Regions from separate parts of the Homo sapiens genome. Here all the other regions are linked to region 2. The links are chromatin contacts, found by Hi-C or POLR2A ChIA-PET in ENCODE. All regions are on one chromosome and are shown on one strand. Each heading gives the region's core, a stretch centred on a gene start or an enhancer-like site at or near the end of the contact. The rest is flanking DNA. Distances are from core to core; before and after follow the strand shown.

The links. A loop is a pair of places that touch in the nucleus more often than their neighbours do. ChIA-PET counts read pairs that join two places held with the same protein, here RNA polymerase II (POLR2A). Pooled maps may share reads with other maps.
Region 1: a loop to region 2 is called in a pooled map, with 11 times the contacts of the local background. The contact joins the promoter of ADCY3 here to the promoter of WDCP in region 2. A Hi-C loop is called at or near these places in 7 of 50 pooled maps.
Region 3: a map with no recorded cell type shows a loop between it and region 2 (4-fold over the local background). The contact joins the promoter of KLHL29 here to the promoter of WDCP in region 2. A Hi-C loop is called at or near these places in 2 of 37 single-sample maps with no recorded cell type and 6 of 50 pooled maps. POLR2A ChIA-PET finds 5 or more read pairs at or near these places in 1 of 52 experiments (Panc1).

What each region holds. Positions count from the first base shown.
Region 1 is chr2:24,918,858-24,921,557 of GRCh38, forward strand. ADCY3 (adenylate cyclase 3) reads right to left here and starts at 1,380. Exons shown (of 22, transcript NM_004036.5): 1 at 826-1,380; 2 at 1-327. The coding sequence starts at 130. LOC124907742 (a long non-coding RNA gene) reads left to right here and starts at 1,487. Exons shown (of 2, transcript XR_007086246.1): 1 at 1,487-1,715; 2 at 2,141-2,601. RefSeq lists silencers at 765-1,494, 1,525-1,584, 1,625-1,834, 1,845-1,934.
Region 2 is chr2:24,046,134-24,048,833 of GRCh38, forward strand. It overlaps WDCP (WD repeat and coiled coil containing), which reads right to left and starts at 1,258. Exons shown (of 4, transcript NM_025203.3): 1 at 1,181-1,258. It also overlaps a transcript of FKBP1B not described here.
Region 3 is chr2:23,383,851-23,386,550 of GRCh38, forward strand. It overlaps KLHL29 (kelch like family member 29), which reads left to right and starts at 1,329. Exons shown (of 14, transcript NM_052920.2): 1 at 1,329-1,930. It overlaps LINC02923 (long intergenic non-protein coding RNA 2923), which reads right to left. Exons shown (of 6, transcript NR_187213.1): 1 at 1-2,700. RefSeq lists silencers at 1,066-1,415, 1,586-2,445, 2,686-2,700.

The DNA.
Region 1 (2,700 bases), core at 130-2,629, 870 kb after region 2:
CCGAGTTCCGGACCGAGATTTCATGGGTCCGGCCCACCCCGCGGTCAGGGTCGGAGGGCAGGCTGACGGAGTACTCGGCTGAGTACTCGGCCGAGTATTCGGGCTCGGAGAAGCCCTGGTTCCTCGGCATACTGGCTGGTGTCTGCTACTGGCCCTAGAGAAGTGGACTGGGAACGGAGGAAGAGCTCTGGACTGGGCCTCCTCTCAGGGCTCTCTGAGACCGGGGGAGGGCTGAGGGCCTCTTCTTGTCTGGGGCGGAGGGGAGGCCACCTCCAGCAGGAACGCAGAGCGGGTTTCCAGAGCACAGGTAGCACTGATCAGCTAGAACTGAAAAGGGCATTGCTGAGTAGAAGCACCTCTTCCCTCCTACCTTGCGGTTTCCCCATGACCCGCCCTAACCCTCATAAAAGGATCTCTGCTGCAAGAGCCTCCCAACCCAGGGCCTTCCCTGCCACCCCCGGCTCACACCACCGCCCACCGCAGGCACACTTAGTCCTGTCCACGCCAGACACTCAATTTCCTGTCCCTGGCTTGTGGAAGGGCCTAGCCGCCTTTCCATCCCTGGTAACCGGTTTCTCTCTGTCATCTCTTCTTTCTCAGTCCCCGACTTCCTCACCTAAATTCCCTCCAGGCCCAGTCCTTAGAAGCTGTAAATAAAATGTGCCGGAAAGAAATCAGGACCATCGTGGGGGATTCCTGAGCCTTCCTTCTGTTTACTTCCTTTTTCCACCAAACCCTTGGAGGCTCGGGCTCCGATCCGGCCCCCTTCCCACGCTCGGGGCGCTGTCTTCCCCCCCGGAAGCCTGGCCCTGCCCCTGCGTTTACCTGTGCGGGAACTCGGCCACCGCGTGCTCCGGGACGGTCCCCGCGCGGGCTGGGGCGGGAGAGCTCGGCGCGCCCGAGGGCTGCTCCCCGCAGAGCCGCGCCGCCCCGGCAGCGCCTCGGGGCCCGGCCGGAGCGCGATCTCCCGCCGTCAGGCCCGGGATCCGACCGGGAGAGGCGCAGGGCTGCCCCTCAGCATCCGCGGGCGCCCGGCCGCAGGGGGAAGGAGGAGGCGGCGACGAGGGCTGGGAGATCCGTGGGCGCCGGCCCAGCGCGCCCGCCCTGGGGCTGAGGCTCAGGGGCAGGGGCCGTGCGGGGGCCGGCAGGCGCGGGCGGCGGCGAGCGCGGCTCTCCGGACCCCTCCCCTGCACCCGCGGCGGCGGCGGCTGCTAGGGGCGCGCGCGGGGCCCTCCCCGGCGGGAGCGCGGGCCGAGCCCGGGGAAGCCCGCCAGCATCCTCTCGCCCGCCCGCGCCGAGCCGAGCCAGCCGAGTCCGGGCTCGGCGTGCTGCACAGCTATTCCCCGCGCGGCGCCGGCGGCTCCGGGGCCACGCGCGCTCCAGGCCCCGGGAGGCGGGAGGCGGGAGGCGGGAGGCGGGCGGGGCGGCCCCTCCCTCGCCCCAGTCTCCGCCCTCTCGGCGGCGCGTTCCGGAGTGGGGCGGCGAGGGAGGCGCCGGGCGGCGGTCCCAGGACCCGCGCGGGCGAGAGGTGGAGGGGCCCGGGCGGCCCCCGATCCGGCGCGGGCGGCGGGCTGGGGCGATGGCTGCGTGGAAGCGCGGGCGCGGGCGCGGGCGTGGGCGGTGGGCGGTGGGCGGCAGGGCTGGGGCGAATCCACCCCTTCCAGCGAGGAGGCCCGGTCTAGGAGGATGGAAGCCCGGGACGCGCCCGCCCGCAGGTGAGGCGCGCTCGGGGCACCCCGCCGCCCCCTCCTCCGCCGCGGCTTCCTTCCGGGCCGGCAGAGGCCAGGGCTCAGGTTTGGGGACCGCTCCGCCGCGGGGCACGTGGGGCCTAAGTATCCCCGCCCACCCCGGGAGCCCAGACTCCGGAGCGCCGGGCCTGAGCTTTCCGCAGAGGGGCTCGGCAGCGGAGCCCTGTCCTGCTCCCAGGAGGCGGGTGGCGGTGGCCCGGTGGGCACTACACACGTGGAACTGGAAGAGTTCCTGAGACCCTGCTTCGAAGAGATTTCCCGTGCACATTCTACCCGTTTGAGATGTGTTTGAGTTCACAAACTGTCCCTTAAAGATGCGAATGCTCCTTTGAATAGTTAAACCTATCAGTCTCTTACACCATAGTATAAATTATTTTCCTTGCATTTGACAGAACACCGTGCTAAGATCAACTACAGGCTTTGGGAATTTAAATAAAGGAAGAGGAAAGAGATAGAATGTTTTGGGACAAAAGGGACAAAAGCATGTGTGGGAAGGTAAGTGCTGAGGACAGCCAGCAGCAATAGGGGGTCATCTCCCCTGGGGAGAGCTGAAGGAATGAACAGAGGGGAGAGAAACTTGGCTATCCAGACCCTGGATGGAGCTGCCACCCCATGCCCCTGAGAGTTATCCGCGGGCACCCCTTCCAGAACCTCAGGCATCACCTTGCATCCCTCGGGGAATGGATCCATTAGAGAATCGATCCTGCCACTGCTGTTTCTACCGTTCCCTCACACTCTGTCTGAAAAGGCGCCACCTTCAGCCCATACTTCGCAGGGCTTTGATTCCAAAGGTAGGGGACCTAACATCAGATATAGGAGTTTGGTAATTTAAATAAAGCAAAACTTTGCCCCATTGTTTTATTTTATTTCTATTTTTTATTTTTTCGAGACTGAGTCTCACTCTGTCACCCAGGCTGGAGTGCAGTGTTGTGATCTCAGCTCACTGCAACCT
Region 2 (2,700 bases), core at 8-2,507:
TAGGGGAGGAACGTGTGTAGTATGTGACAAATTGAAATTAACATGTGCTTCATGTAAGATGTCTACATGGTACCAATGTACCTTAGGCAGTCAGAGGTAAGGATTTGGAAATCACTGACATAGGGTTAATCATTAAAGTCAAGGTAGTGGAGAACCTCACTGTATAAGATCAGAGGGCCAGGAGGACCAAGGTTTAAATGCTCTTCAGGCATTCCCCAACGCTACTGATTTTGCCTGAAACTAATTGTATACCTATTGTTTCACAATCTCCAGAGTATAAGTTTTTTGGAGAACATGAAATCAAGAACCCTGGGTGTTTTAGGAGGGAAAAGACCACTGTATTAGTTCAGGTCTCCGGAGAGGTGGTCAGAAAACTAAGAGCCGGTGCTCAGTATATAACCATTTAATTCTGTTTTTCATCTTCTTTAAAGACAACTCATGACGAGAATCAAGGGATTCAGGTGAACTGGCATTTCCAGCAGGTTTAAACAAAAGTACATCCCTCCCCCAACTTGTTTTCCAAGTTTATTGTATTTCCACTATAAAATGATTTCAAGTTCTTTACACTTATTTGGAAACAAAAATCATACACAAGAAAAAAATTAAGAAGAGTTAACGAAAAAACATTCATCCAAAGAAAATTATGACTAATCCCTCTAGACTCTTCTATGCATAGTTTGGCTGTCAAACTTTTTCAGTTATACTGTGCAACTTTGTATCACGGTTTTCATCTAACATTATATATTAGCATTTCCCTATGTTATTTAAAAGTTTAATAAATTAGTTTTAGAGGCCACTTCACATACACTCAGTGAAGTGACATAATGTACTGAACTGCTCCTAGCTGTACCCAACTTTATCCCGCTACCCGCTATAAATAAAGCTCGGACCGAGGTCTTAAGGCTTAAAGCATTTCCTGACTTTGGATGACTTCCTTGGGACATATTCCCAGGAGTGTTATTCACGAGTCACGGTCATAATCCCTCATTTACACCCACCCCTAGCTCGATCCTCATCCCGCGACCCCTCACACGCGGCCCGCCCCATTCTCCTCATCCTCTCTGCACGCCTGAATCTCCTCCTTCCCGCCCCCTACCCACCAAGAGCCGATCCACTTCCCTCCTGACCCCCTACAGCCTCCCCACACCCGCCAGGCCCGGCAGCAGTGGAGATGAAATACCTTAGGTCTCACTGCCTCACAAAAACACCAATCTCTCTGTGGCCGCCCAACATCACGCCGCCGCACATAAGAAGTTCTGGGCAGCCACCGGAAGCACCGGCCCTCAGTCCTCTGATAGGTGGGCGGTGATATCGGTCCTCTGATAGGTGGGTGGTCCTCTGATAGGATAGGCACGCTCCGAGATGGCCCCGTCTATTGGCTTTTGAATATGCACATTAGCAGAGGGTTCGTCCCACTGGCCAATAAGCTCTGGCTCTGCCGCACGGATCGCTGGGAGTGGTAGTCCCCGTAAAACCACCGACCGCAAGCCCGCCACATTTTCCCTCCCTTAAGCACTTGAGCTCTTTCCCCACTTCTCGTCGGTTCTCTTGTCTAAGGAGTCCAGGAGCCCTAGGATCACCACGGCTTTTTAACCTTCTTTAAAATCTGATAAAATCTCTCAGGAAAATGTTCTTATCTGTACACAAAATACTGTGCATTGAGCTGAAGCCGCTGCATGGGCCTGTCCCAGCTACAAATCCCTGTTCTACCCCGACCCTAAGCGTGCCTGCTCTGGCCGCAGCCTATGGATTTAGTGCGTCCCTTAGGCTTCTTCAGACCTATGAGGAATTCCAGGTCCTGACCCTCACAGTACAGTCGACAATCATCTTTCTTTAACAACACAGCCAGAACACCTTCAGGGATGCAGACAACCTCATCTGGGACCTAAGCATCCGGGAGAGTGGGGATGAGGAAATGGAGGAAGAACACCCTTGGGGCTCATTCTGGACCAGTTTGCCAGGCTTTTCTCCCCATGCCTATCTTCCAGTGCCACTCAGGAGAATCATATCTTCACATCAGTTTTTATGTTTTTCTTTTTCTTTTCTTTTCTTTTTTTAAAAATAAAGATGGCATGCCTGTAATCCCAGCACTTTGGGAGGCTGAGGCGGGCGGATAACCTGAGGTCGGGAGTTCGAGACCAGCCTGGCCAACATGGTGAAACCCTGTCTCTACTAAAAATTTAAAAATTAGCCGAACGCTGGTGTCTCACGCCTGTAATCCCAGCTACTTGGGAGACTGAGGCACGAGAATCGCTTGAACCTGGGAGGCGGAGGTTGCAGTGAGCCGAGATTGTGCCACTGCACTCCATCCTGGCGACAGAGTGAAGATTCTGTCTCAAAAAAAAAAAAAAAAAAAAGGAGAGAGAGAGAGACGGGATCTCGCTATGTTACCCAGGCTGGTCTTGAACTTCTAGGCTCAAGCAATCCTCCTGCCTCGGTCTCCTACAGTGTTGAGATTACAGGTGTGAGCCATTGTTCCAAAAATTGATATACTTGGCCTCACATCAATTTTTGGAACAATGCAGGTAATAATGAGGGGGAAAAAATTTTAAAAGTCCCAATTACCCTTTAAACAAATATTACCTCCTCCAAAAAATATTTTTCTAGATTCCTGAATGTATTTTTTGGTGGAGGAGGAACTCAAAGTAGAATTCATTTACATATTCATTCATTCATTCCACAGCACTAATCACTCCATGC
Region 3 (2,700 bases), core at 79-2,578, 660 kb before region 2:
CGACACTGTACTCTGCTTCCTACAAAATATTAAAGAAGACACAATCCGTGCGCTGAGTTTACAGCCAAGGAGAGCAGAGGCCTGGATCAGACATCACAGGGGGGGAGCTGAGAAGAAAATATTTACCGGCTCAGTCCTCCTTGGCCCTGGTAGATGGAGGCAAGGACTGGCAAAGCCCTCCCCAGGCCAGCTCCTCCCAGCTGGGCCCCCACAGCCAGCTCCCCACACTACCTACAGCACCCCAACTCCAATTTCTAGCAAGGCCTCAGGCCTCAGGCCTTTACCCGGGGGAGCGGAGGGAGGGTGGAGGATGAGGATTGGGCCCTCAGGCCTTTACATTCAGACAGGGGTGGAGGAGGAGGGCAGGTACAGATATTTCCTCTGAAACTCAAAACCAGGTAAAGGGGATGTAGGGGAGGAGGGAGAGGTCGGGGAATAAAAACCAGATTAGGAGAGCGGTCGGGGTGGAGAAGACTGTGCCCAGAGTGAAATATTCTAGCATAATGGAAAAGCCCTCATTGGGGGTCCCACACGCCTCTGGCCAAATCTCTTCTATTAGGGTTAGAAGTTAGGGTCTGTGTAGACAGCATGTGTAGACCGAGAGGTGGTGGGACTGAGAAGTCAGTGTAGACAGTGTGAGAGAGAGCGAGCTGTGGTGGGGGTGAGTAGTCGGTATAGACATCAAAGGCTGGTCAGGCTGTTAAACAGAGAAGGCTTCCTGGATTCCTAAGGGTCAGTATGAACAGAAAAGTCGCGCGCCCCAGGAGAGGCAGGGCTGACTCAGAAGGCTGGTGGACACTTTGCAGGGCTCTCCCTGGTCCTTCAGAGGTGTGGACAATTCCTGCTCCTTTCCAAGGCTGGAGTGTCATAAAGAGGGCGGAAGCTGAAAGACGATTGGACTTTTTCCTTCTCAAACTTTTCCGCCAGTTTCCTCAGGTGTTGAGAGCAGACGGGGAGCTCGCCTCAGTCCCGGGCCCCCAACCCTGGGCCAGCAAGGCCAGGAGGCCACGGCGGAGCAGCCCGTGCCACGCGCCGTGCGTCTGCCGGGCGCGGCCGCGGAGCCAGGCGAGCCGGGGGCCACCGCGGGGGGCGGGGGCGGCGGACGGACGGACCGACGGACACACCCGCGAGCACTCCAACCTCGGACCCGGCGCGCGGCAGCCGGGAATCCCTCGGGCCGGGGAAACTGCGCACGGGGCCCGGCCTGGCCGGGCCGGGCCAGAGGGCCCCGCCTCCCCCACCCGCCACCCCCGCCCACTCGGGCGCCCGTGATTGGCTCCGCCCGCCCCTGGCTGCGCGCCGAAGCCCGCCTCCCTCGCAGCTAAAGCAGACGGTACCCGGAGCGGAGCGAGCCAGAAGGGAGCATGGTCCCCGCGCCGCGGCCGCGCCAGCCCCCGCGCCGCCGCCGCCGTCCCCGCCACCGCGGATCTCGCCGCAGCTCCAGCCCCGGCCCCGGCTCCGCAGCGCCCGTCCGCAGCCCCGGCGGTCGCCGCGCTTGAGCGCAGCCCCCGCCCGGAGCCCGAGCCGCGAGCCCGGAGCCAGCCCCAGCCCCGCGGCCGCCGCGGCTGCGGGGAGAGGGCGGGGGCGATGCTGCCGGAGCCGCCGCCGCCGCCGCCGCCTCGATGAGAGCCGCGCCGCACCGCTCATAGCCGCACAGGCTGACAGGCAGGAGGACCGACTTCCCTCTCCCGGGCATCCTCCCTGGGCTGCCGGGAGGCGGCGGCGGCGGAGGAGGAGGAGGAACGAGGGGAGAAGGCGGAGAGCAGGAACGCGAGGAGGAGGACCTGGATCCGTTTCCTCCGGCCAGGACCCGAGCGGCCCCAGCCACCGCTACCCGCCGGCGCTGTCCGCTCTCCATCAGCCCTCCTGCGCCCACCCGCGACCCCGGGCTCTCTGCGCGTCGGGCCGGGGCCGGAGCCGCGCGCCGGAGGTAAGAGCCGGGCCGGGCTGGAGCGCCTCGGATGCGGCGCCGGAGGGAGACCCAGGTCCTGGCCGCCGCGTGGGGCCGGGCCGGGCCGGGCGTGGGAGCGGGGCCGGAACCCGGAACCCTGGGCTCGGCTTCGGCGGCGGCGGCGGCGACAGGAGCCTCCCGCGTCTGGACTCGCAGGCTGCAGGAGCCCTTGCGCCTGCGCTGCTCCAGGGGGAAAAAAAGGGGGGGAAAAAACTTCCTGCCCCCGGGTGTGTATGCACCGGGGCTGCCTGGGGCCACTGTCACGGTGTTCGGAGGTGCTGGAGGCTTGTGTGACCCCTGGCCGGAGCAGCCCCCCTGCTGGGCCCGGCGGCGCGCGCCCCTCTCCAGGCCACGTTCCCCTGAGCGGCCCAGGGCCCCGGCCGGGCAGGAGACCTGGAGGCGACGGAGGGCTGGCCCCCAGGGGCGGCCGCGCGCACTGTCCTTTGGGGAGGTGCGCGCCTCTGTGCAGCGAGAAGCCAGGTTGGGGTTTTCTGCCCCTCGCGTCCTCTGATCTCGCATTTGGGGACTGGGTCTCTTTACTCAATCCCAAGTAACTTTCGAGGTAGATGAGCTCGAAAACCGTCGGGAGGGAACCCGCACAGACCTTATTGTGACCCACCCCACCCCGACACACACACGCACACTTCCCTTGACACCTTGTGGGTGCCAGCGTGTTGTGGGGGGACGCGGAAAGGAGAGCTCACGGGGACGGCGAAGCGGCCAGGAGGTGGTGTCGTTGGGGAGGGGTT